Linked DNA regions of Homo sapiens: region 1 is linked to region 2. Evidence: read pairs that join two places in POLR2A ChIA-PET (ENCODE). Cell type or tissue: Caco-2. All regions are shown on one strand. Each heading gives the region's core, and the rest is flanking DNA. Links, peaks and the distances in the headings are about the cores only. Region 1 overlaps FOLR1-AS1 (FOLR1 antisense RNA 1). Region 2 overlaps LRTOMT (leucine rich transmembrane and O-methyltransferase domain containing).

Region 1 (14,244 bases), core at 5,888-10,887, 88 kb after region 2:
TCCAAAAAAGGAAACCTCCGATTAATGGGCATCCTATTTATTCCCATCACCTGGCAGGATTTGCAGGATAATTGCTCAGAACTAAAATATTGATCCAGATTTTTACATTACCCATCCTCTCCTTCTTTCTGAGCTGCAGCTGGAGATTGCTGGTTGGTTCACAGGAACAAGGAGTGTTAGCCTAAAAATGTAGGCAAAAACTTAAACACTAATGACTTTAGAATTTATTGACAAATGTATGGTGTTTTGAAACATAATTTCTCTCTCTCCAGTCCTCATTTTTGTTAAAAAAGCAAATTATGGTAGGATTGAGTTGTTTGCAAAATAGACTTTAGTCATATACTTGGCCTGATTATTTGCATAAAGTGCAGCAAGAATAACTATTTCTACATAAGTCTTTTAGATTGGCTTTGATGGAACTCTGTTCTTCAAGGAATTTCAGACAAAACGTTTTAAAACTGAGCCCAGCCATGGATTTGTATCCTCAAATACCTGTAAGTTGGATGATCTTCTCGTGTTAAGGTCCCATGACAAATTTGGAGCTCCTAGACCTGTTAGAAAGTGACATTCTTGGCCAGGCGTGGTGGCTCACACCTGTAATCCTAGCACCTTGGGAGGCCGAGGTGGGCGGATCACCGGAGGTCAGGAGTTCGAGACCAGCCTGGCCAACATGGTGAAACCCTGTCTCTACTTAAAATACAAAAAATTAGCTGGGTGTGGTGGCAAGTGCCTGTAGTCCCAGCTATTTGGGAAACTGAGGCAGGAGAATCACTTGAACCTGGGAGGCGGAGGTTGCAGTGAGCCGAGATCATGCCACTGCACTCCAGCTTGGCGACAGAGCAAGAGTCTGCCTCAAAAAAAAAAAAAAAAGAATACTCACGGATAATTTCCAAATTCTGGAGAAGCCAGGCAGAGAGAGAGAAAAATATGCTTCAAATTTTGTTCACAGGAGTGTAGCTTACTCTAGTATTAAAGGCCTTAAAGAGTTCAAAATAATTTTCCTTGACTCTGAGAAACAAAACAAGGATCAGCAATATTCCAAGCAAAAGTCAAAAAGGTTGCTTCAGCTTTCTGAGTTCAGTCCATTCAGTTCTTGTTATGCTTGATATTCGTGAACATTTTAGCTCTTCATGAGTCCTGTACATTTTCCTTTATTCCAATATCACAGTCTCCAAAGTTATCAGAAACCTGTATTTGAGAGCACCTGTCAGAGTCCTATAGCTTATTACAAACCAACTTTATTTTTTTTTGAGACAGGATCTTGCTCTGTTGCCCAAGCTGGAATGCAGTGGTGAGATCTTGGCTCACTGCAACCTCCACCTCCTGGATTCAAGCGATTCTCCTGCCCCAACATCCTGAGTAGCTGGGATTACAGGTATGTGCCACCATGCCCGGCTAATTTTTGTATTTTTTTTTTTTTAGTAGAGATGGGGTTTTACCATGTTGACCAGGTTGGTTTTGAACTCCTGACCTCAGGTGATACCCCTGACTTGGCCTTCCAAAGTGCTGGGATTAAAGGTGTGAGCCACTGCACCCAGCCGGATCAGGCACTTTTAACTTGAAAACATGAAGTTCTCTTTCCTAACTTTTTTCTTTCTTTCTTTTTTTTTTTTTTTTCCGAGACAGGATCTCACTCTGTCACCCAGGCTGGAGTGCAGGGATGCCATCACAGCTCACTGCAGCCCTGACCTCCTGGGCTCAAGCAATCCTCCCAGCTCATCCTCCCAAATGGCTGGGACTATAGGCTTAGACCACCATACCCAACTAATTTTTGTATTTTTGTGTGAAGATGAGGTCTCCCTATGTTTCCCAGGCTGGTCTTGATCTCCTGGGCTCAAGCAATCCATCAGCCTTGGCCTCCCAAAGCACTGGGATTATAGGCATGAGCCACCAAGGACGGCCCCCTAATGTTTTTTATATTGGCTAATGAGCTTTAAGTTTATACATACAAGGCATAAAGAAATAACTTTAAAGTTATGTTATTAGATGTACAGTGATATGATTTAGCTCTGTGTCCCCACCCAAGTCTCATCTTGTAGCTCCCATAACTCCCATGTGTTGTGAAAGGGACCTGGTGGGAGATGATTGAATCGTGGAGGTGGGTCTTTCCCGTGCTGTTCTCATGATAATGAATGGGTCTCACAAGATCTGATGGTTTTAAAAACGGGAGTTTCTCTGCACAAGCTCTCTCTTTGCCTGGTGCCATCCACATAAGATGTGACTTGCTTCTCCTTGCCTTCCACCATGATTGTAAGGTCTCCCCAGCCATGTGGAACTGTAAATCCAATAAACCTCTTTCGTAAATTGCCCAGTCTTGCATATGTCTTTATCAGCAGCGTGAAAACAGATGAATACAGTAAATTTGTACTGGGAGTGGGGCATTGCTGAAAAGATACCCAAAAATGTGGAAGCGACTTTGGAACTGGGGAACAGGCAGAGGTTGGAACAGTTTGGAGCGCTCAGATGAAGACAGGAAAATGTGGGAAAGTCTGGAGCTTCCTAGAGACTTGTTGAAGGGCCTTGACCAAAAGCCTGATAGTGATATGGACAATAAGGTCCAGGCTGAGGTGGTCTCAGATGAAGATGAGGAACTTGTTGGGAACTGGAGCAAAGGTAACTCTTGTATGTTTTAGCAAAGAGACTGGCAGCATTTTGTCCCTGCCCTAGAGATTTGCAGAACTTTGAACTCGAGAGAGATGGTTTAGGCTATCTGGTGGAAGAAATTTGTTTATTATTATTATTATTATTATTATTATTATTATTATTTTGAGATAGAGTCTCACTCTGTCACCCAGGCCAGAGGACAGTAGCGTGACCTTGGCTCACTGCAACCTTCGCCTCCTGAGTTCAAGCGTTTCTCATGTCTCGGCCTCCCAAGCAGCTGAGATAACAGGCATGTGCCTCCATGCCTGGCTAATTTTTGTATTTTAGAAGAGACAGGGATTCACCACATTGGCCAGGCTGGTCTCAAACTCCTGACCTCAAATGATCCAACTCAGCCTCCTGAAGTGTTGGAATTACAGGCATGAGCCACCACACCTGGCTGCGGAAGAAATTTCTAAGCTGCAAAGCATTCAAGAGGTGACTTGGGTGTGGTTAAAGGAATTCAGTTTTATAAGGGAAGCAGAGAATAAAGGTTCAGAAAATTTGCAGCCTGACAATGCGATAGAAAAGAAAAGCCAATTTTCTGAGGAGAAATTCAAGCCAGCTGCAGAAATGTGCATAAGTAACAAGAGGAACATTAACCCCCAATACAATGGGGAAAATGTCTCCAGGGCATGTCAGAGGTCTTCTTGGCAGCCCCTCCCATCACAGGCCCAGAGGCCTAGGAGAAATGGTTCCGTGGGCCAGGTCCAGGGTCCCCGTGCTGTATGTAGCCTAGGGACTTGGTGCCTTGTGTCCCAGCTGCTCCAGCCATGGCTGAAAGGGGCCAACATAGAGCTTAGGCCATGGCTGCAGAGGGTGAAAGCCCCAGTCCTTGGCAGCTTCCACGTGGTATTGAGCTTGCAAGTGCACAGAAGTCAAGAATTGGGGTTTGGGAACCTCCACCTAGATTTCAGAAGATGTATGGAAATGCCTGGATGCCCAGGCAGAAGTTTGCTGCAGGGGTGGGGTGCTCATGGAGAACCTCTGCTAGGGCAGGGCGGAAGGGAAATGTGGGGTTGGAGCTCCCACACAGAGTCCTTACTGGGGCACTGCCTAGGGCAGCTGTGAGAAGAGGGCCATTGTCCTCTAGCCCCAAGAATGGTAGATCCACTGACAGCTTGCACTGTTTGCCTGGAAAAGCTGCAGACACTCAATGCCAGCCTGTGAAAGCAGCCGGGAGGGAGGCTGTACACTGAAAAGCCACAGGGGCGGAGCTGCCAGAGACCATGGGAACCCACCTCTTACATTAGTGTGACCTGATATGAGAGATGGAGTCAAAGGAGATCATTTTGGAGCTTTAAGATTTGACTGCCCTGCTGGATTTTGGACTTGCAGGGGCCTGTAGCCCCTCTGTTTTGGCTAATTTCTCCCATTTTGGAGTGGCTGTATTTACCCAATACCTGTACTCCCATTGTATCCAGGAAGTAACTAACTTGCTTTTGATTTTACAGGCTGATAGGCAGAAGTGTCTTGCTTTTTCTTTGCTGAGACTTTGGACTGTGGACTTTTGAGTTAATTCTGAAATGAGTTGAGACTTTGGGGGACTGTTGGGAAGGCATGATTGGTTTTGAAATGTGAAGATATGAGATTTGGGAGGGGACAGGGATGGAATGATATGGCTTGGCTGTGTCCCCACCCAAATCTCATCTTGTAGCTCCCATAATTCACTCATGTTGTGGGAGGGACCTGGTGGGAGATGATTGAATCATGGGGGTGGGTCTTTCCCATGTTCTTGTGAGAGTGAATGGGTCTCACGAGATCTGATGGTTTTTAAAACAGGAGTTTCTCTGCACAAGCTCTCTCTTTGCCTGCTGTCATCCACATAAGATGTGACTTGCTCCTCCTTGCCTTCTGCCATTATTGTGAGGTCTCCCCAGCCATGTGGAACTGTAAGTCCAATGAACCTCTTTCTTTTGTAAATTGCTCTATCTCGGGTATGTCTTTATCATTCCTGAAAATGGACTAATACATACGGCAATACTCAAGAGAGCAAGTGTGGATAGCTTGGGTTCATGAGGTTTTTGGTTTTTGTCAAAAGCATAAATGTATACTGAAACTACCCAGAAAAAGCAAAGTATAAAACAGTATGCTACCATTTGTGCCCATAAATGGGATATGTGTAGTGTAAATGCATAGAATTTGACCAGATGTATACCCAGAGACCAGAACACTCAGTGGCCTCATGTTCATACTTTGGCAAACACATGTATAGTATCCTTAACTTAAATGTACCATTGTTGTGTGCATTCTAGTGTTATTGACATTTACATATCTATTATCAAGTCAGATAAATCATTCTGTGTCTTTGTATTTTCACTTCCTATTTTGTATATTTATGTATACATACACACATACCAATACATATTTAAATAAGGTATAACTTCACCTGGTCCAAAAATCAAAACAACGTAGAAAGGTTTACAGTGAAAGGTCGCATCCCTGATGCTGTCCTCTTCCCCCAGGTGATCACCTTATTGGTTTCTTTTCATACCTTTCAGCATTTTCTCCTGCAAGCACAGATATTCTAACTCCTCCTTTTTTACACAGAATTTTTTTTTACATAGCATTCTTCTGCACCTTCCTTCTCCCACTTCACAATGCACATGGAGATTTTTCCGTATTTGTACATCAGGAGCTTCCTCTTTCTTTGTTACCACATTAAATTCCACTGGGTAGATGTACCATAATTTAACTGGGTCCTTATTGAAAGACAATTGAGCTGTCTCCTAGACAAAGCCTTGTGCACCTTCCCGAACAGAGGGTCTAACCAAGCAGGCAGGATGGGGTTATAAAGTAGGTGGGGAGGTGGGAGAGACTCCACCCTCCCAGGTGGGCTGAGGATGGAGGTAAGGCCCTGCAACAGGACAGAGGGAAAAGTGGGGATGAGACATGGGAGGCGAGATAGCGCTCACTGTTCTCGCTCAGCCCCCTCCTCCATTTGCCGCTGACCTGTTGGCCTCCCCCAACCTCTGAGCCTGCCTCTGCCTAGGTAATTTCCCAAGACCCAGGAGGGGTGAAGGGTGAGGTGCGATTGCCCCCACCTCCTTGCCTCCCGCAGCATCTGCTCCAGGACCATGAACAATAGCTGACAGCTCCATGGCCCTTGCTGTCCCCATCTCAGCTTCCCTGGGCATCTAAACCTCAGTTGCCGTGGGGTAGGAGGACAGGCTGAGGAAGCAGAAGCCTGAGGCTGTCTAGAGTCTCACTCCTGCATCAGCAGGCCACCACCTGTGGTTCCTCCTTGTGCAAATTTGAGAGGAATTGCATAAAACACTGGAGAAATCCAAGAGGGGAAGTCCACAAGGGCGGTGGCTCCCTCCATGATCTCAGAGCAAGCTGGTGTCAGAACCTGGACCTAGAGCACTGTTGGGTGGGAAGTAGGAGGAGAGTCCTGCCTCCAGGCCAGCCGGGGAAGGGCTCCCTCTCACCTCTACACGCAGCGCATTTCTTGGCTCAGCTGCCCTGTAGGGGATGCAGGGTGGGGACAGCAGAGATCTGGGCCTGGGAGGGAGACAGTACACAATCACATGGCTGTTGCCCCTCCCTCAGGCCTTGTCTACCTCTGACTGTGGCTCTCTGGCAGGAATAGATGGACATGGCCTGGCAGATGATGCAGCTGCTCCTTCTGGCTTTGGTGACTGCTGCGGGGAGTGCCCAGCCCAGGAGTGCGCGGGCCAGGACAGACCTGCTCAATGTCTGCATGAACGCCAAGTACCACAAGACACAGCCCAGCCCCGAGGACGAGCTGTATGGCCAGGTGAGGATAAAGTCGGGTCTGGGGCAGGGGAGAGAGCTGCCTTTGACAGAGAAAAGTTAGCAGGGTGAAGTCAGCTGTGGAAGGTGATGAAGGCAGAGGATGACTGCTGTGATCCTGGAGGGCCTCCCCTGGGAGGACACCAAATCTACAATAATAAAGGAACCACATACCTAACACCCACTATGAGCCTATGAGCCTTGTGCTTTCACTCATGCCATGTTAGTGAATATGCCCAAAGGGCAGGGTGGGTGCGTGGTAGTCTCTACTTACGCAAATGAGGAAATAGGCCCAGAGAGGGCGCAGGTGCAAGTGGGAAATGAGGAGAGGGACTGTCCATACCTTTCCCAGCCTTAATTGTGTGCCAGCCCACAGAGCTCAATGGCACAGTAGAAGAGGAGCTGGGCCCATCATGGTCATGGTGCAGCCTACATGTACAAACAGTCCAGGTTTCCACCCCCATTAGGTACTGAAGAGACAACGACCAATCCAATATGCTGGGGAGACTTCCCAGGCAAGAGACCATTGGCCTTGACCTGGGAAGATGAGTAAGAGTTTTCTAGGAGGAAAAAGCGGGAAAGGGCAGCCTGGTAGAGGACAGCATGCACACAGGTCAGAGGGTGATGGCACGAGCAATGGCGGGTCCAGTGTGGCCAGAGCCAGCGGTGCCACTGCCCACAAGGAAGGGGAGGGGAGGCCAGGGCCCTCATGCCACAGGTAAGGCCACTGAGGCAGCTCGGGGAGTATGAGCTCCAATTTGAATTCCAAGCTCAGGAGAGTGCCTGTATTTCATTTCTCTGGTCTCCTGGCCTGCTCCCTAGAAGGGTTCACATTCCCAGAGGGTGAGGATGTGCCCAGGGAGAGACTGTGGCATGGACAGGCTCCGAGGGCTAAAGCAAAGAGAGGACAGCCTGGAAGCCCTGTGACATCTGAGTCATTCCCAACATTCCATTTGCTTATTTTAAAATCAGGGTAAAATTTAAAATAAATAAATAAAATAAGTTCTCCATTTTAGCCATTTTTAACTGTACAGGTCAGTGGCATTAAGTATGCTCATGTATGCCGGGTGCAGTGGCTCACGCCTGTAATCCCAGCACTTTGGGAGGCCGAGGTGGGCGGATCACCTGAGGTCAGGAGTTTGAGACCAGCCTGACCAACATGGAGAAACCCTGTCTCTACTAAAAATACAAAAAAAAAAAAAATTAGCCGGGCATGGTGGCCCATGCCTGTAATCCCAGCTACTCGGGAGGCTGAGACGGGAGAATTGCTTGAACCTGGGAGGCAGAGGTTGCAGTGAGCCGAGATCGCGCCATTGCACTCCAGCCTGGGCAACAAGAGCAAAACTCTGTCAAAAAAAAAAAAAAAGTATGCTCATGTGGTTGTGCAACCATCACCACCATCCATCTCCTGACCTCTTTCATTCTCCAAAACTGAAATGGAAACTTTGTGCCCACCACTTCATTTGCTTTTCAGAACCTTCTAAAGCACCTACTCTTTGCCAAGAAATGGTGCAGATGTAGACTTTGAGAGATACAGATGATTATCATTCTCAGGGCCATGAGCTATATGAGAGTGATGATATTTGTTGGGCCACTTCTATAGCCAGGGAGTACTTTTCATTATATTCAGTAACTCTTTCAGAGGCAGAAACCCCTGACCCTGACTGGCAAAACCCATGTCTGCCAAACCCCAAGACCCATGATGTGCAAGGGGTCTTGCAGGAAGACCAAGAGTTGGGACAGCCAAGGAAAAGCAAGTGTGAAGTTGTGCTGGCGGGGAAGCATGTTCTGTGTCGGCCGGCACTGGGCGTGGTGGCCCAGTGGGTAGGTCTGGCTCCACTCCCATGGATTTCCCTATTGTTTCTCCTGGTTGCTCAGACCTGTCACGCCTCTGCCATCACTTGACCCTAGGTGCAAGGGTTCAGCCCAGAAATGTTATGCAATTGACTCATGATTTCTCAGGTTTTCTGCATCCTGGCCTAGAGTGATTTCCAAAGAAAAACCTCCACCATTTCTGCTTGTCTTGCCTGCATTGTATTTACCTTTCTAGGATTGCCTTTTCCACATTTAGTCAAGCCCGGGTTCAGGCCCACGTTCAGGCTACAGCTCCTCTGTTCCCCCACCACTCTCAGGATCTATTTGGAGTCTCCTTGCCTGGACTTCCAGACCCTGGAAAAGCCACACCAGCCCCTTGACCTCCACCCTCCCCCACAACCTGGGCCAGGTTCCTCTCCTTCCTGTCCTGAGTTAAATCTTAACCCTACTATATACCACAGGTGTAGCTTACTGAAACGCTGTAAAAATGGGTTTAAGGATTCATACTGGGTTGTTAAGAGGATAAAGTGCAAAAGCCTCAGGGACTTTGCACCTATGGTTTTCTATGCCTGAGTGTTCTTTATCTTCCCTGTACACACAGCCCATCCACCCATTAAAACTATACCCTCCATGAGGCTAGAGATGTTACTTGCTTTGTTCACTGGGGTGTTCCTAGGACCTATCACAGTGCCTGATGTCTAATAAGCACTCAGTTAATATTGGCTGGATGCAAAATGAATAATATAAATAAGCTGAATAACATGAAATAACTTTTTCAACCATTAAGAGCTGTACAAACAATAATTACTGTCCCAGACAGTGGCTCCCCTCTATTATGCTCCGTTAAAAGCCAATATTGGCCAGGCGTGATGGCTCACATCTGTAATCTTAGCACTTTGGGAAGCTGAGATGAGAGGATTGCTTGAGCCCAGGAGTTTGAGACTAGCCTGGGAACCATAGTGAGACCCCATCTTTTTTTTTTTAATACTTTAAGTTCTAGGGTACATTTGCACAACGTGCAGGTTTGTTACATATGTATACATGTGCCATATTGGTGTGCTGCACCCATTAACTCGTCATTTACATTAGGTATTTCTCCTAATGTTATCCCCCCCTCCCCCAACCCCACGACAGGTCCCGGTGTGTGATGTTCCCCACTCTGTGTCCAAGTGTCCTCATTGTTCAATTCCCACCTATGAGTGAGAACATGTGGTGTTTGGTTTTCTGTCCTTGCGATAGTTTGCTCAGAATGATGGTTTCCAGCTTCATCCATGTCCCTACAAAGGACATGAACTCATCCTTTTTTATGGCTGCATATATTCCATAGTGTATATGTGCCACATTTTCTTCATCCAGTCTATCACTGATGGACATTTGGGTTGGTTCCAAGTCTTTGCTATTGTGAATAGCGCCGCAATAAACATACATGTGCATATGCCTTTATAGCAGCATGATTTATAATCCTTTGAGTATATACCCAGTAATGAGATGGCTGGGTCAAATGGTGTTTCTAGTTCTGGATCCTTGAGGAATCGCCCCACTGTCTTCCACAATGGTTGAACTAGTTTATAGTCCCACCAACAGTGTAAAAGTGTTCCTATTTCTCCACATCCTCTCCAGCACCTGTTTTTTGCTGACTTTTTAATGATTGCCATTCTGACTGGTGTGAGATGGTATCTCATTGAGGTTTTGATTTGTATTTCTCTGACGGCCAGTGATGATGAGCATTTTTTCATGTGTCTGTTGGCTGCATAAATGTCTTCTTTTGAGAAGTGTCTGTTCATTTCCTTTGCCCACTTTTTGATGGGGTTGTTTGATTTTTTTCTTGTAAATTTGTTTAAGTTCTTTGTAGATTCTGGATATTAGCCCTTTGTCAGATGGGTAGATTGCAAAAATTTTCTCCCATTCTGTAGGTTGCCTGTTCACTCTGATGGTAGTTTCTTTTGCTGTGCAGACGCTCTTTAGTTTAATTAGATCCCATTTGTCTCTACAAAAAGATTTTAAAAATAGCCAGGTGTGGTGGCATGGGCCTGAATCCCAGCTACTCAGAAGGCTGAGGTGGGAGGATTGCTTGAGCACAGGATGTAGAGGCTACAGTGAGCTATAATTGCACCACAGCACTCCAGCATGTGCAACAGAGAGAGACCTGTCTCAAATAAATAAATAAATAAGGGAAAAATGCACCAATATTGTAATTGCCTGTGTTCCCAGGTGGGGACTCCTCAAGGGCCCTCCCTAGGAAGTGTTCCTCTGGATGACCTACCTGGGGCAGAGGAGCCAGAATATGGGGGAGATGGCTGCGGTGGTGAGGGACTTAGTCCTGTGTCTTCCCCACCCAGTGCAGTCCCTAGAAGAAGAATGCCTGCTGCATGACCAACACCAGCCAGGAGCTGCACAAGGACACCTCCCGCCTGTACAACTTTAACTGGGATCACTGTGGTAAGATGGAGCCTGCCTGCAAGCGCCACTTTATCCAGGACACCGGTCTCTATGAGTGCTCACCCAACCTCGGGCCCTGGATCTGGCAGGTATGAGTGCCATTCCCACAAACATGAACCTCATAGCTGGGTGCATTGGCTTATGCCTGTAATCCCAGCACTTTGGGAGGCCAAGGCAGGTGGATTACCTGAGGTCAGGAGTTCGAGACCAGCCTGGCCAACATGATGAAACCCTGTCTCTACTAGAATACAAAAATTAGCCGGGCATGGCGGTGGGAGCCTGTAATCCCAGCTACTCAGGAGGCTGAGGCAGGAGAATCGCTTGAACCTGGGAGGTGGAGGTTGTAGTGAACCGAGATTGTGCCACTGCACTCCAGCCTGAGCAACAGTGCGAGACTTTGTCTCAAAAATAAAACAACAACAACAAAAACAACACAAAACATTAATCTCAGCAGAGGGCACAACCTGCCAGCCACTTGCAGAGAGGGCTTGGTCCAGGAATTTGGGTCTGAGGGTGGTGGACGCCCTGCCCCCTCCCACAGCTCTGGTCTCCTTCAAGGGTAAAGCGGCTGAGATACGTGGCTGACAGGAGTGTTCCGTCTCCTCCCCACTCAGGTCAACCAGAGCTGGCGCAAAGAGCGCATTCTGAACGTGCCCCTGTGCAAAGAGGACTGTGAGCGCTGGTGGGAGGACTGTCGCACCTCCTACACCTGCAAAAGCAACTGGCACAAAGGCTGGAATTGGACCTCAGGTGAGGGACGGAGGAGATGAGGTGAGGAGTGGGAGTGGGGCTTTGGGGTTGGGAGGGGTGTGGTCTGGCCCAGAAGCTAAGGGTCTTACATTCTCCTCCCTCAGGGATTAATGAGTGTCCGGCCTGGGCCCTCTGCCACACCTTTGAGCCCTACTTCCCCACTCCAGCTGCCCTTTGTGAAGGCCTCTGGAGCCATTCCTTCAAGGTCAGCAACTACAACTACAGCTGAGGGAGTGGCCGCTGCATCTAGATGTGGTTTGACTCAGCCCAGGGCAACCCCAGTGAGGAGGTGGCCAAGTTCTATGCTGCGGCCATGAATGCTGGGGCCCCGTCCCATGGGACTGGGGCCGTGGACATTGGTTCCTGATCCAAGAAGGGTCCCCTGGGGTTCTTCCGACAACCTATCCTAATAGACAAATCCACATGTGTCTTGTGTCTTGTAATCTGGGGACAAGTGGGTTGGAGTGACACATTGCTTCATCTTTCCTATTGATAGTCCCCGAATCAGGCTGGAACTGGCTTGACATTCACTGGGAAGTAGGCTGTGGAGGTTGAGCCAGAATCTAGGTATCTATCTATCCCTCAGCCTGGTTCTCCTGAGACCCTCCCGCTCACACAAAGCTCATTACCCCCACACTATACACGGACAAAAGCGCAGGTGGAAGGAAGATGGGCAGAAACAGGAGATGAGTTATTGGGCTTCAGGTGGGGAAGACAGTTTATTTCCTCTTCCCTCACTAGATGTGGGCTGGGAGGAGATACTGTTTGGAGAGGAGGGTCTCAATGATAAACACCTGCCTTGTTTTTATTTGTTTGAGACTGGGGTCTTGCTATGTTGCCCAGGCTAGTCTTGAACTCCTGGGCCCCAGCGATCTTCATTCCTTGGCCTCCCAATGTGCTGGGATTATTGCAGTAGGTCATTGTGCCTGACCTACTTTTTTTTTTTTTTTTTTTTTTTTTGAGACGGAGTCTTGCTCTGTCACCCAGGCTGGAGTGCAGTGGTGTGATCTCGGCTCACTGCAGCCTCTGCCTCCCATGTTCCAGCGATTCTCCTGCCTCAGCCTCCTGGGTAGCTGGGATTACAGGCACACACCACCACGCCTGGCTAAATTTTGTATTTTTAGTAGAGATGGGGTTTCACCATGTTGGCCAGGCTGGTCTCGAACTCCTGACCTCAGGTGATCCACCCACCTTGGCCTCCAAAAGTGCTGGGATTACAGGCATGAGCCACCGAGCCTGGCCTGACCTACTTTTTAATAAATGACAAGTAATGCTGCAATTAACAGTCTTGTACCAGCTGTTACAAGATTGTAACACTGAGCACCTTGAGCTCAGTGGCTCACGACTGCAATCCCAGCACTTTGGGAGGCCAAGGTGGGTGGATCACCTGAGGTCAGGAATGTCAGACCAGCCTAGCCAACATGGTGAAACCCCATCTCTACTAAAATATACAAAAATTAGCCAGGTGTGATGGCACATGCCTGTAATCCCAGCTACTCAGGAGGCTGAGGCAGGAGAATCGCTTGAACACAGGAGGCAGAGGTTGCAGTGAGCTGGGATCATACCACTGCACTCCGGCCTGGGCTACAAGAGTGAAACTCCGTCACAAAACAAACAAACAAAAAATCTTGTACCTAGTGGAATGTTATACTGAATTCCAGAAAGGGTTATTGGGTCAAGAGTATGTATAATTTTGATAGTTACAACTTTATAGAGATTTTATCAATGTGGCTCCTCCACCAGCAAAGCATGAGAGTGCCTGTTTCTCCGCTGGGTGTGTGAGAGCTCACACCTGTGATCCAGCACTTTGAGATTCTGAGGCAGGAGAATCTCTCGACCCCAGGAGCTCAAGATCAGCCTGGGCAACATGGTGAAACCCCATCTCTACAAAAAACTAAAAAAATCAGCTGGGCATGGTGGTGTGTGCCTATAGTCCCAACTACCAGGGAAGCTGAGGTGAGAGAATCACTTGAGCCCTGAGAGGTTGAGGCTACAATGAGCTGTGATTGTGCCACTGCACTCCAGCCTGTGCGACAGAGCGAGACCTTGTCTCAAAAAAAAAAAAAAAAAAACAGAGAGAGAGAGTGCCTGTTTCTCCACAACCTTGTCAACACAGTATGCCATCAAACTTTGGTTTTCTGCTCATCTTACAGGTGGGGAAAAGGGCAGCTCAGTCCAGTTTTCATCTGCCATTGTTCTGAGATCTTTCCATGTTGACCTATTGAGATGTTAAATTACTAGGTAATAATCCATTCTATGTGTACATCACACTGAATTCAGTCACATACTGATGGGCATTGGAAGGAATGGGGTTCTTTTATGATCTTGACATTGCTGAAAGCCACAGGCCAGTTATTTGGTAGAATACTGCTCCATTTGGGTTTGTTTCCTCATGATTCACTGAGGTTACACATTTTGGGCACGAATACCCTACACAGTTATTCCATGCATCGTAACAGGAGGCACGTGGTGAGGGGTTTGCCCATTCCTGGTGAGGTTAACTTTGATCTTTTGGTTGAGATCATGTCTCCCAGGTTTCTCCACTACACTTTCCCCTTTGTAAGTAATAAATATGTTGTAGGGAGAGACTGGGGACTATAGATACTCTATTCATCAGCACACTTCCACCTACATGTTCCACTGTCTGATGGACCTTTTTTAAAAAAGTAAAAACAAAACCGAAATGTGTCTTATTATGTTACAGCTCTTTCACCAATCTTTCAATGCTTTCCAGTGGTATCAACTGTAAAAACTAAACTTCTTCAAATTAGCACAGAAGACCATGCCCCTCCTTTGAGCCCTCAAGCCAAATCTTCCCCACACCACCCCATAAATGAGCTC
Region 2 (11,217 bases), core at 1,990-6,989:
TGAACATTTTTAACTAAACAGGAAACAGAAGGGCTAACACAGCACCCATGTCTGAAGTGACCATGATTAGCTGGTTTCTAGCTGGTGACTAGCTGGCCCTGACTGGTCCACTTACTACCTTAAAGTTCTCCCAGGTTTGGTCCTACGCCCTCTTGCCACTGCACTCTATATTCTCTTCTTGGGTACCCCTCCACACCCACAACTTCATTTTCCACCTGTATGCAAATGTACACAAGTGTGTATCTCAAGCCCAGCCCTCATCTCTAAGCTCCAGATCTATATAGCCAATTGCCTCAACATCTCCTTTAGGATACCTCAAAGGCAACCCAAACTCTACATTTCTGAAATTGAAACAATCTCTGTGTATCCCAACCTTTTCCTCCAAGCCTGGATCTCTTCCAGTGCTCCTACCTTTATCCACAATATACCCAAGCCCAAAACCCAAGTTAGTACCTCTTCCATTTACTTAATACCTCTTCCATTTCCCATCTATCACTAAGTCTTATCAGCTTTACTTCCTGAATATCTTTTATATAGGTCCTAGCTACCATCACATCCTTCCTGCCTTCCCTCCCAGCCATATTTGCGCACTGCAACCAGAGTGATCCTTCAAAATGCAAAGCTGATACTGTTCACTCTCTACCCCACCCCCAATTTTTTTTTTTTCTTTTTGAGACAGAGTTTCGCTCTTGCTGCCCAGGCTGGAGTGCAATGGCGCAATCTCGGCTCACAGCAACCTCCACCTCCCGGTTTCAAGCAATTCTCCTGTCTCAGCCTCCCAGGTAACTGGGATTACAGGCATGCGCCACCACACCCGGCTAATTTTATATTTTTAGTAGAGACGGGGTTTCTCCATGTTGGTCAGGCTGGTCTCGAACTCCCGACCTCAGGTGATCTGCCCACCTTGGCCTCCCAAAGTGCTGAGATTACAGGCGTGAGCCGCCACGCCCAGCCAGCCCCCATTTAATATTAATACTATGTGGTTTCCTATTGCTCCCATCTCTCCAGCCTCCAGTCTAACCATACATATTCATCCTTCTCTCCCCTTCAGTTATATAACCTTTAAGGTCTTCAAAATTTCCAAGTACCCTTCCACCATAGAACCTTTGCATATAGCAGTCACATCTGCCTGGAATGCTCATTCCACACCACCCCCTACCCCATAAGTTAATTTGTACTTATCCTTTAGATTTCTCTCAGTCACTTCTTCAGGAATGTCTTCCTGTAGACTGTTCAGACCAGGTCAGATCCCTCAATTACAGCAACCTCATGGCCCTCTCCTTTGTAGTATTATTTAGTTGCAATTTTTAATGTGTTTGTTAAGCACCTACTACTTGCCGGCACTATGAGATACAACTGTAAGAAAAAATATGGTTTCTGCCCTGCTGGTGTTTATGGACATACAGATAGTAAGCAGATAATTACAGTGTTACGAGTGCTACCATGGCAATCATAGCACTACAATTACAGATTTGAGGATAAAGGTAGACTTCTCAGAAAAGTTGAAACCTGATCTGAGCCCTGAAATAAGAATTAGCAAAGCAAAAGGAGGAGAGAAAAACTATATTCCAAGCAGACAGAGCTGGAAGGAGACACTGTTCCACTTAGAGGCCCAGTGGCAGGTGCAGGGAACTTATGGTGAGTGGTTGCATTTGGCTAGACTGCAGAATTGGAGTTGAGGATGAGATGGTAGTAGAGGGGGGTGGACAGGAGCCAGGTTGAATCTTGGTCCTCCTTTTGGCACCTGGGAATATAACCTCCCAGAATATATTAGATTATGTGGCAGATTTTTCTTCTTTTTCTTTTGACAGGGTCTCGCTCTGTTGCCCAGACTGGAGTGCAGTGGCACAGTCATAGCTCACTGCAGCCTCGAACTCCTGGGCTTGAGCCATACTCCTACCTCAGCTTCCCAAGTAGCTGGGACTATAGGCGTGAGCTGCCATGCCTGGCTAAATATGTGGCAGATTTTTCATAGCAGCCTTTGATTTTTTTTCCACCATCAGTCCATCATCAGAAACTCTCGGGCCAGGCTGTTGAATCTCCTATCAGATTTATGTGATTATTCCTCAAAGCTTCCTGTGTTATCATGTTGCAACTTGCCTGAGAGAGGGCAGGAATAGGCTAGCAACAAATCAAATTCCAAATGTTAGTAATTTCCCAAAACTGAAAACAGTTTTCTGTCAACTTGGGATTGGTTAAATAAATTAAGTGAATAACATTAAAGTACGATACATAGTATAAAATACTTTGCAACTATTAAAAAGGGTAATAGTCTACAACAATTTGAAAATTAAAAAATAGGTTTACAAAGGAATATTGTTTATTTAAAAATATACATAATCTAGGCTGGGCACAGTGGCTTACACCTGTAATCCCAGCACTTTGGGAGGCCAAGGTGAGTGAATAGCTTGAGCCCAGGAGTTTGAGACCAGCCTAAGCAACATGGCAAAACTGTGTCTCTACAAAAAATACAAAAATTAGCAGGGTGTGGTGACGTGTGCCTGTAGTCCCAGCTACTCAGGAAGCTAAGGTGGTGGGATTGCCTCAGCCCAGGAGGCAGAGGTTGCAGTGAGCTGAGGTAGCACCATTGCACTCCAGCCTGCACAACAGAGCGAGACCTTGTCTCAAAAAAAAAAAAAAAAAAGAAAACCGTGTGTGTGTGTGTGTGTGTGTGTGTGTGTGTGTGTGTGTGTGTAAAACCTTATTAGCTATACATTCTAGGTTATATTCCCAAACTGTTAATGGAGATTCAAACTTTGAGTTTCTATTTGATGTACTTCTTGTCATTTCACTTTATTCATCTATCATATTAGCTTTTACAGTTAAAAAACAAAACAGTTAAAGATACTGTCAATTTGGAAATGAGAAATTCCAGTTCCGAAACAAGGCAGGTATGCCCCTAACCCTGTCATTCATCAAGTTAGTCAGTCTGGACAGATGAAGGTGCTGGCATCTGATTACCTCCTGGTCATAAGCCAGAATAGCAGATGGGAAAGACTGACTCCAAAAACACAGCCACAGGAGTAAGCATGGCAGCATCAACACTTTGTCAGTTCTCCCCAGCAGTCAAGCTCTCTATGTGACACCTTGAAGACTCCATTAATTCCTTCATTTCTTCTTTCATTTTTCCATTGTCCATCCATTTTCATTTGTCCATCAAACCTTTAGTGAATATGGATTTTTTTTTTTTTTTTGGCCAGGCTCAATGCAGGGTAATGATGAGAAGGGAGAAAGAAGTCTGAGTCTTGTCCCTGTCCTCAAGCTTATAGGGAGTAAACAAAGTTGGTTATAATGAAATTAACAGAGAATACAACTGCTTCCATTTATTGAGCACCTGATGCCAGATGTACAATAGTTCTCAAGGTAGGGTTTGTCTCCATTTCACAGATGAGTAAACAAGCTGTAATAAAATTTTGTTTGAAGTACAGTGGGGGCATGCAGAAGTTAGCTATTGCCGTGTAATAAACCATCCCAAAACACAGTGGCTTAAGATAATAAACATTTATTATTGCTTCTAAGTCTTAGAGTCAGCTGGAGGGTTCTTCTGCTTTGGCTGGGCTTACTCATGTGTCGGCAGTCATCTGTGGGTTGGGTGACTCTCCTGATCTTGACTGGGGGTAGGCTGACTGTGGGCTAGTCTAGGATGGCTTCAGCTGGTATCTCTGGCTCTTTTGCATGTCTCTCACCTACACATCTCATAACCCTCCAGCTGATCAGCCATGTTCTCATGGCACTGGCAAAGAGCAAGAGGGCAGGCCTCCTTTAAAGCTTCTGTTTGCTTCATGTTTATCGACATCTCATTGGCTAAAACAAGTCACATGTCTGGTCCCAGCATCAGAGTGAGATGGGACTACAATGTTATAGGCAAAAAGAGATGGATACAGGGGAGACCATGAATAGGGATCATCAAAACAATCAGCCTAACACAGGACACATTAACCAATTTTATCTGGAAAAGAAAGGCTTTATAGAAGAGGCTACACTAGAACTGAGTGTTGAAACATGAGAGAGTATTCACTAAGTGGGCAGCTGTTACTTGGAACTGGATGCAGGCTGGTTTACCACAATCAATAGAAACTCAGCAGGTCTTTCTGTGCTCATGACAGGGTTCTATTATTTGTATCTTGGCTTCATTTCTTCTGGTCAGGCACAGAGCAGCAAGCACTCAACAAATGTTTGCTGAATTGAATTGAATATCTTACTGTGAACAAGGTGTGGACTGAAACAGCTGAACCTGGGAACCAATTGTTAGAAAGAACAGCTTAGCATCAACTCTTCTGAAACAGAAATCCTCAGAATTGGCAGTTTCTCATTCATTCATCCCACAAACATTTTGAGTGCCTGTTGTAAACCTGGTTCTATGTTGGATAATGAATAAGATGCGATACTAGCTCACAGCCTGGGCTACAGCTTAAATGCAGAAGGCTAAAAATTTAACCAGCTTCTTGGGGCTCCATTTTTAATACTAATCCATTCAGAAAATGCAACAGGAGCTGGTGCTACACAAAATCAGAAGTCTTTAGGAACTGCACTGGGTTGCTCTGTCAAGAAAACTAACAGTAAAAATCTGCCCTTAAGTATTTTAAGTTAAAATCCATGTTCAGTGGTGCATAACTCTGGGGTACCAACCCAGTATTTACTTTGAGAAAAGTATCCAATCTTGCTCAAAGGTATCAAATCTGCTGTAGGTGCTGAAGTGGGATGAGCTTCTATCTAAGCTAGGTTCCTCTAGTTCTGTAGTAGACAGCCAGGTTCCTCTATTTTTACAAAAGAATAATGTGTTCTTTGTTGTCTGCCTGTAGATTTAATATCTAAAAGATTCAAGTCTCCCTAATTGACAATCCATGCCCATGGGACCAGTTCATAACAGAATTAAGCTGTGAAGTGACTCAATCTGTCACCTCCCCAAAGCTCAGCTGGTACTGCTATTTTTTCAGAACAAGACATTCATTTTCCTCTAAACCTACTAAACTTGATCCATGTATATGTTAAATTGCCAAAAAAGGAATTTACATGAACTGTATTAGGCTTAAACTGAATTATAAGATATCAGGTCCTTGGTTTTTAACAGAAATTCTTTTTTTTTTTTTTTTTTTTTTTTTTTTCCTGAGACAGGGTCTACAGGGTCTTGCTCTGTCGCCCAGGCTGGAGTGCAGTGGCACAATTATAGCTCACTGCAACCTCCAACTTCTAGGCTCAAGCAATCCAACTGCCTCAGCCTCCCGAGTAATAAATTCCATTTTAAAGTTGTTTGCCAATTTCATTGTCTCTGCAAACTAATTTATCCTTTGAATCCAATGATGAGAACTGCAATCCCAAGGTTTCTCTTTTTGCTTTGGCTGCCAGGAATTTCAGAGCTAAATGTAGGCTTAGATTCTTAAAGTGCCTGGCACATCTCTCTCTTCCTGTAATCTAGTTTCTGATCTTTCTCTTCCATTTTTAACTTTCTAATCTGCACTGTCCAGTATGGTAGCCACTAGTCACGTACATTTGACAGGTAGGCTAGTCCAAATTGGGATGTGCTGTAAGTGTAAAATATCTCAGTAAGTTTTAATATTGATTACATATTGAATGATTTTTTGATATATTGGGTAAAATTAAGTTATTAAAATTAATTTCACCACTTCATTTTACTTATTTTGGCTACTAGAAAATTTTAAATTATATATATGGCTTGCATTTGTGACATTATATTTCTAGTGGATGGCACTATTCTGCAAATCATCTGTTTTATGACTGTGTTATTATTGTAAACCTGAAATCCTTTTGGAAAGCAGGTGAAGTAATACAAATAATAATACAAAGGTGGCAGCAGTGGATGGAATGAGAAAGGGGAGGTCGACTGGGGCAAGTTCTTGTCCTTATCCTTGTCAATTTGTCTTTTGCTTGTGTGATTCACATACAAACCCCTTGGTAAAGTGTGTTGTCAGCTCTCTTCATCCCAGGTGAGTAGTATTCTCATGGCTCTCCCTTGTCTCCAGAAAAACCTCAGCTTTACTTTAGCTAACAAATTGGAAACGATCTGATAAGACAATTCACACCACATTGCAAGTGACTGATAACAACATTGTGTTCATCCCTGTCAGGGAGTATTTCCATTTTAACCGGAAACAATCCCTGAACCCACAGGAATGAATGCCTAATGGTGGAGTTTCAGCCATCAGTGACAGGTGAGTGAGAGGTAGACTCTGGTTTTGTGTGTGTGTATGTTTATATGTGTATGGCTACATTCAGGATAGGGCTGAAAGTAGGGTATTTGGATGGAAAGGTAATGGGGCTGGCAGAGAAGCCAAGCGGAGAAGGTGGCAAATCCCCAGCTGGGCCAGACTGAGAGGGGTGGTGAGACACCAACCAGATGCGGTGCAGGCCCTCAAGGATTTGTTAAGCAATAGAATAGCCCAGTTGATGTCAACAGAGGGTGGGTATCAAGACAGTCTCCACAGTAACTACTGTAGAGTAACAGAAAAGGTCTCAGAGTAGGATTCAGGAGATTATGACTGCAGTCTACAACTGACTCACTGGCTTAACTCTGGGCAAGTCCTTTTACCCCTTGGGTTTCAGTTTCTTCATCTGGCATTTTCCAGACAAAGAAATGGGTGTTCGATTCTCAAATGAGTTCTAAGAGATGTGAAGGTGCTCTGAGAAGTAGAAAGTGCTCTATACATGCAAGGATGCAAGGAAGAGTGATTTCATATCTTAAAATGGAAATACAGCCAGGCAGGCCTAGAGTAGTAGAGGACAGAAAGCAGGGATGGAGGACTATGGGGAAACCTGAAAGCCGGTGTACTTGAAACACTGGTCTTTCTCTGTCCTCCCAGGCTGAACCCAGACTCCCAGGGCACCTGCTTGCACCTTTGAATGATGGCCTGAACTATGAACAAACGGGACTATATGAACACTTCGGTACAGGAGCCCCCTCTTGACTACTCCTTCAGAAGCATCCACGTCATTCAAGGTCAGCCCCCAGAGCACAGTACTCCACTCACTAAGGCAGCAGGCCCAGTGTGGTCCCTAGGAAGAAACCATAATCTACTTAAAAGCCTAAAGAGATTCTTCCCATATGCTTGCAGATGTGTTGTTACTGTCTTTTGGAGGGTAGGGGAGAGTGAGAGGTTTTTTTCTGTCTTTTTGTTTGTTTTGATTTTGCCCCGATACAGCCCCAGGAGATCCTAAGAACATGTGCCCCTGTTTGTTTTTTTTAAGCAGCAAATCTGAAAGGAAACAGGGGGCTATCACAGTAGTTGATCATCTTTAAAAGAAGCCAGGCTACAGCAGGAAAGTCAAGTGGAAGAAAACTGGGAAGCCAGTCTATCAGCCAATAGTTTTATTCTCCTGTTTTTACCTGAAGAGAGGAGGAAAACACAGGCTCCTGTGGAGTCCCAGCAAGTAGGCAAAACCTTTCTCCTCTGTCTGCAGACACAAGCCTAATCTGACTGGCCAAACATGAGGGGTCTTATCTACAAACTGGCATATTTCCAGTTTAAATACTTACTGACAAATTTCTTACACTCATTCCAGCCAAATCCAAGTTTATTCCATCATCACCTACACTTATTGCAGGTTCCAACACTGTCCACACTCGCTCCCATTTTGCCATTCAATGTCTTTGTAAATGGGTAGCTAGTCCCTTCAGGAGGGAACATAGGGAGGCTGTCAGCCATGTCATATTCCCAATGAGTCATCCGTTCTTCCTAGGGAAGTTCTGCCATCCCTGGCTTTTGTTATCTGGTCTTTCATTAAAGCATCAGTCCATCTGTCCTCACAGAATACACGTTAACATCCACTATCTCAGAACTATTATTTGGCTTTAGTCTTCTCTCAGGCAACTGGTAGCCACTGCCTTTAAGCTCGGGAAGCTGGCAAATAGCACCAGTCTTAGATTGGGTTTAGGGTCTACTTGGGTTATCATCAGCCACAGTGGTAACTCACGTTTGTTCTCTCACGAGCACACAGCCACCTGCTGTGATCTTTATTGTGCACTGCATCACTTCTGATGTAATCCATGTTTCACAAGGGGTTTTAGCTGCAATAGTAACTATCTCTAAGACAGGTGCAATGACAGAGGTGGGAAGGAAGTATACCTCCTACCTATCATGGGAATTTCTAACTCTGATGGAGGAGGTGTAGCTCTGCCCTCTATGGAGTCCTCAGAATTGGGAGAGAGACAAGCAGTACCAAGGGTAACTCTACATCACAAAACGTAAATGGTACAGATGGCCCATCCTTCATTCAACCGTTCAATATTTACTGAGCACTTACTAAAAGCATTTATATATGTGTGTGTGTGTGTGCGTCATATGTATATGCCAGGTATTGTGCTCCTTGCTAGGTATGTGAGGCACATCAAAGGCCCAAAAGGTCAGAGTCCCTTCAGATTCCCCAGAGCTTCTGAAACACTTATTTACAGCTGGGGTTAAGGGATACAATAGAGTTTGGGGGTACCTGGCACACTATTTGGTGAATGAATAAATATTACAGAATCTGAAACGGCAGTGCCTTTGGAAGGCATCTAATCTGTGCTACCATCAACCCAGTTCCTCTAACTTTTCACAAACCTAGAGTGTTAAGGAAGTCCCCCACCATATACACCTACCAACACCTTCCAGTTGGTGGTTGAGGGATGACACAGGGAAGTTCAATCAAACTAACTTGTATTCTGACACATGGCAAGAGCTACATGGCAGCCTTTCAGAGAGAGGAAAACAGGAACATAGTTTCCCAGATCTTCCTGGAGCTAAATGCTCCCCAGTTCCCAAAGCATTGATATTTGTGGTCCAGCTTCCAGACCTGCTTTGGCCTACTCTGAACAAGGAACTTTACAGATTCTTAGGCAGTGTAGTGCATTGGTGGAATCTGAGAGGAGCAGCAACCTGTGGCAGCCTGGATATACCACTCCATCCTTGGTAAGAGCAGCTCCAGCCAGCATCAAGTTTTAGGCAACTCTGTCCCACCAGTGATTCCCTCTGAGCTTGGCCTCCACCCCATGCTTGGTGGCATTCCCCAAGCTGCTACCTTATCACATGGGGCACTAGTTCATGTGGGGTTATTTTGACCTTAATTTTGATTCATCTGTGTCATTCTGTTTCAGGGTTCTAAGGAGGTATGGGGAGGGAAGCAGGATTAGGAATTCATGAGCTGGGGTACGCCGTTCCAGTACCCTCCTGCAACCCCAGGCCCCAATTGTGGGTCCTGCTCACTCTAGGATTAAGGCAGAGAGCCATCTGGTGGATGTTGCCTGACCTGCATCTGAGGAGGAGGAGAGGTGGGGGTGGAAGGGCAAAGGGTGTCCTTCCAGTAGAGAGCAGAAGAGAGTGAAGAAAGCTGGCTAGCTTCCGCAAATACTAAATACTTCCTTCCCCAGGGGTGAACTAGGGAACCAAAGGCTTAGCAGCAATGGGAACTGGACCTCATTTTGAAAAAGTGGGAGTGAGGCTTTGGGGTGTTCCATACACCGGGGTTCTAACATAATCCTATTCCCTATTCTCTCTCCTCCTCAGCCAAACTTTCTGAGGATGTTGTTTATGCTAACTGCTTATATCCATTCACTCTTTTTTTGGTAGAGACGGGGTTTCATGATGTTGCCCAGGCTGGTCTCAAACGCCTAGGCTCAAGCAATCCTCCTGTCTTGGCCTCCCAAAGTGCTGGGATTACAGGCATGAAACCAGCCTCCATTCACTCTTGAACTCACTCACTTCAATCTGGCTTCTGCCTCCAGGCCCTTGCCATTCCACTGAAGCAGCCCTTACCAAGGTTACCAGGGACTTCTAAGTTGCCAAAATTACTTTTCAGTCCTTACCTCCCTGGAACTTACTACTATAAACTATTTACTCCCTGAACATCTTTAAACTGTCCTCTCCTGATTTTCCCTGATCATTTAACTTCTCTAATGGATTCTTCTTCCTCCCTGACCTTCCTCCCTACCCTCACTCTCCCTGAGGAATCTCATCTCTTTCCCTAACTTGTATGCCTTCTATGCTAATGATTCTCAAGTCTGTGTCTCCTGAGCTTCCGACCTTCATCTCCAACTGCCTACTTGACTTCTCCACCTTTTTGTACAGGAACCTCAAATACACCAAAGCTAAGCCTGAACTCATCACATTCCCAATGCTATTTCTTCTTCTGTAATTCCTTACCAGTTAATACAACTGGCAACCACCCTTTAATATTCTTCTACCTTTACATCCAGTCAACCAAATTATGTTGATTGTAGGGCCCTCTCATGTCTTGCTTGGATGACTCAAACAGCCAAATTGGTCATTTGGTCCAACTCACTCCCTAAAATCCATATTCCACACTGACACTTAAGAGTGATCTTTCTGAAATAAAAGATTTGAATCATTTGCTTTAAACACTCCAGTGCCTTCCCATTACACACAGGGTAAAGCCCAAGATCCTTAGCCTGACATTTGAGACTTTTGACTGGATTCCTGCCTCCTTTTCCTCTCTGTCCCCCTTGTGCAGTGCGTGCAAGCACTTGTGCAGGCACACAAACCCGCCCCAGACTCCCTGGCTGTTCTGTACCTCTATACCTTTCTTCATGCTGTTCCCTGCCTGTTTACCCTTCTTTGCCTGATAAACATCCCCTAATCCATGGAGATTCAGCTCAGGCTTCACCTTCCCTGGGAAACTTCCCTGAGCTCCCATACTGGGTCAATAGCCTCTCTTCTGTGCTGCTACAACTATTATATAGCACTTATCACACCATGTTGCCAGCTTGCTCCCATCTTGCCCATATAAGCTCCTCCAAGGCACAAATGTCTGCTCTCTGCCCTATTATTCATACAAAGTCTGGAACAGACTGTCTCTCATTTTGTTTATCACTGTATATCCAGTACCTGGCATACTGTAGGTACTCAACATTCATGGAAAGAGAGACAGGATATCAAAGTGTATTCCACTGAAGTGAATTCTATAGGCTTTACCAGTAGTTAATTCAGGATTTTGTGCTATCATCTACTCAGCTCAAGCCCAACAATTCTGGTTCTTAGTTTTCCTCAACCCCACACTGGTTTGGTATAAAAAAGACCCAGTGGTACAGTGGACATGAGAAGTCCATGTGACCTGGAAAGCCAAGAGCTTGAGATAGAAGTCTCTGGCCCTTAGTCTAAACTTACTGATTGCTGGAAGCTGTGGGACAGGGTTGCACTAGACTCAGGCACAGGGCTATGGCCCTTCCAGACCCTCCAGCTACAGCCTGGATGGCTAATCTTTCCAGCT

What was found. Peaks named below come from ENCODE experiments on the same cell type or tissue, not always from the same donor. Only the 100,000 strongest peaks of a DNase experiment are listed, where the experiment ranks them.
Region 1: POLR2A ChIA-PET joins it to region 2 with 10 read pairs; 5 of 35 experiments call an interaction of 5 or more read pairs at or near these places.

Annotation. Positions count from the first base shown.
Region 1 is chr11:72,166,214-72,180,457 of GRCh38, forward strand. All of the region lies in intron 2 of FOLR1-AS1 (FOLR1 antisense RNA 1), which reads right to left. It also overlaps the pseudogene FOLR3P1. Among named protein-coding and RNA genes, the nearest start is that of FOLR1, 19 kb to the right of the region's middle. In Caco-2, for the core only: no CTCF peak of the experiment used is centred there; DNase peaks (open chromatin) are centred at 8,288 and 8,608.
Region 2 is chr11:72,082,211-72,093,427 of GRCh38, forward strand. It overlaps LRTOMT (leucine rich transmembrane and O-methyltransferase domain containing), which reads left to right. Exons shown (of 9, transcript NM_001145310.4): 2 at 6,087-6,170; 3 at 6,819-6,955. LRRC51 (leucine rich repeat containing 51) reads left to right here. Exons shown (of 6, transcript NM_145309.6): 2 at 6,087-6,170; 3 at 6,819-6,955. The coding sequence starts at 6,874. Among named protein-coding and RNA genes, the nearest start is that of LRTOMT, 7.0 kb to the left of the region's middle. RefSeq lists an enhancer at 8,989-9,148. In Caco-2, for the core only: no CTCF peak of the experiment used is centred there; no DNase peak of the experiment used is centred there.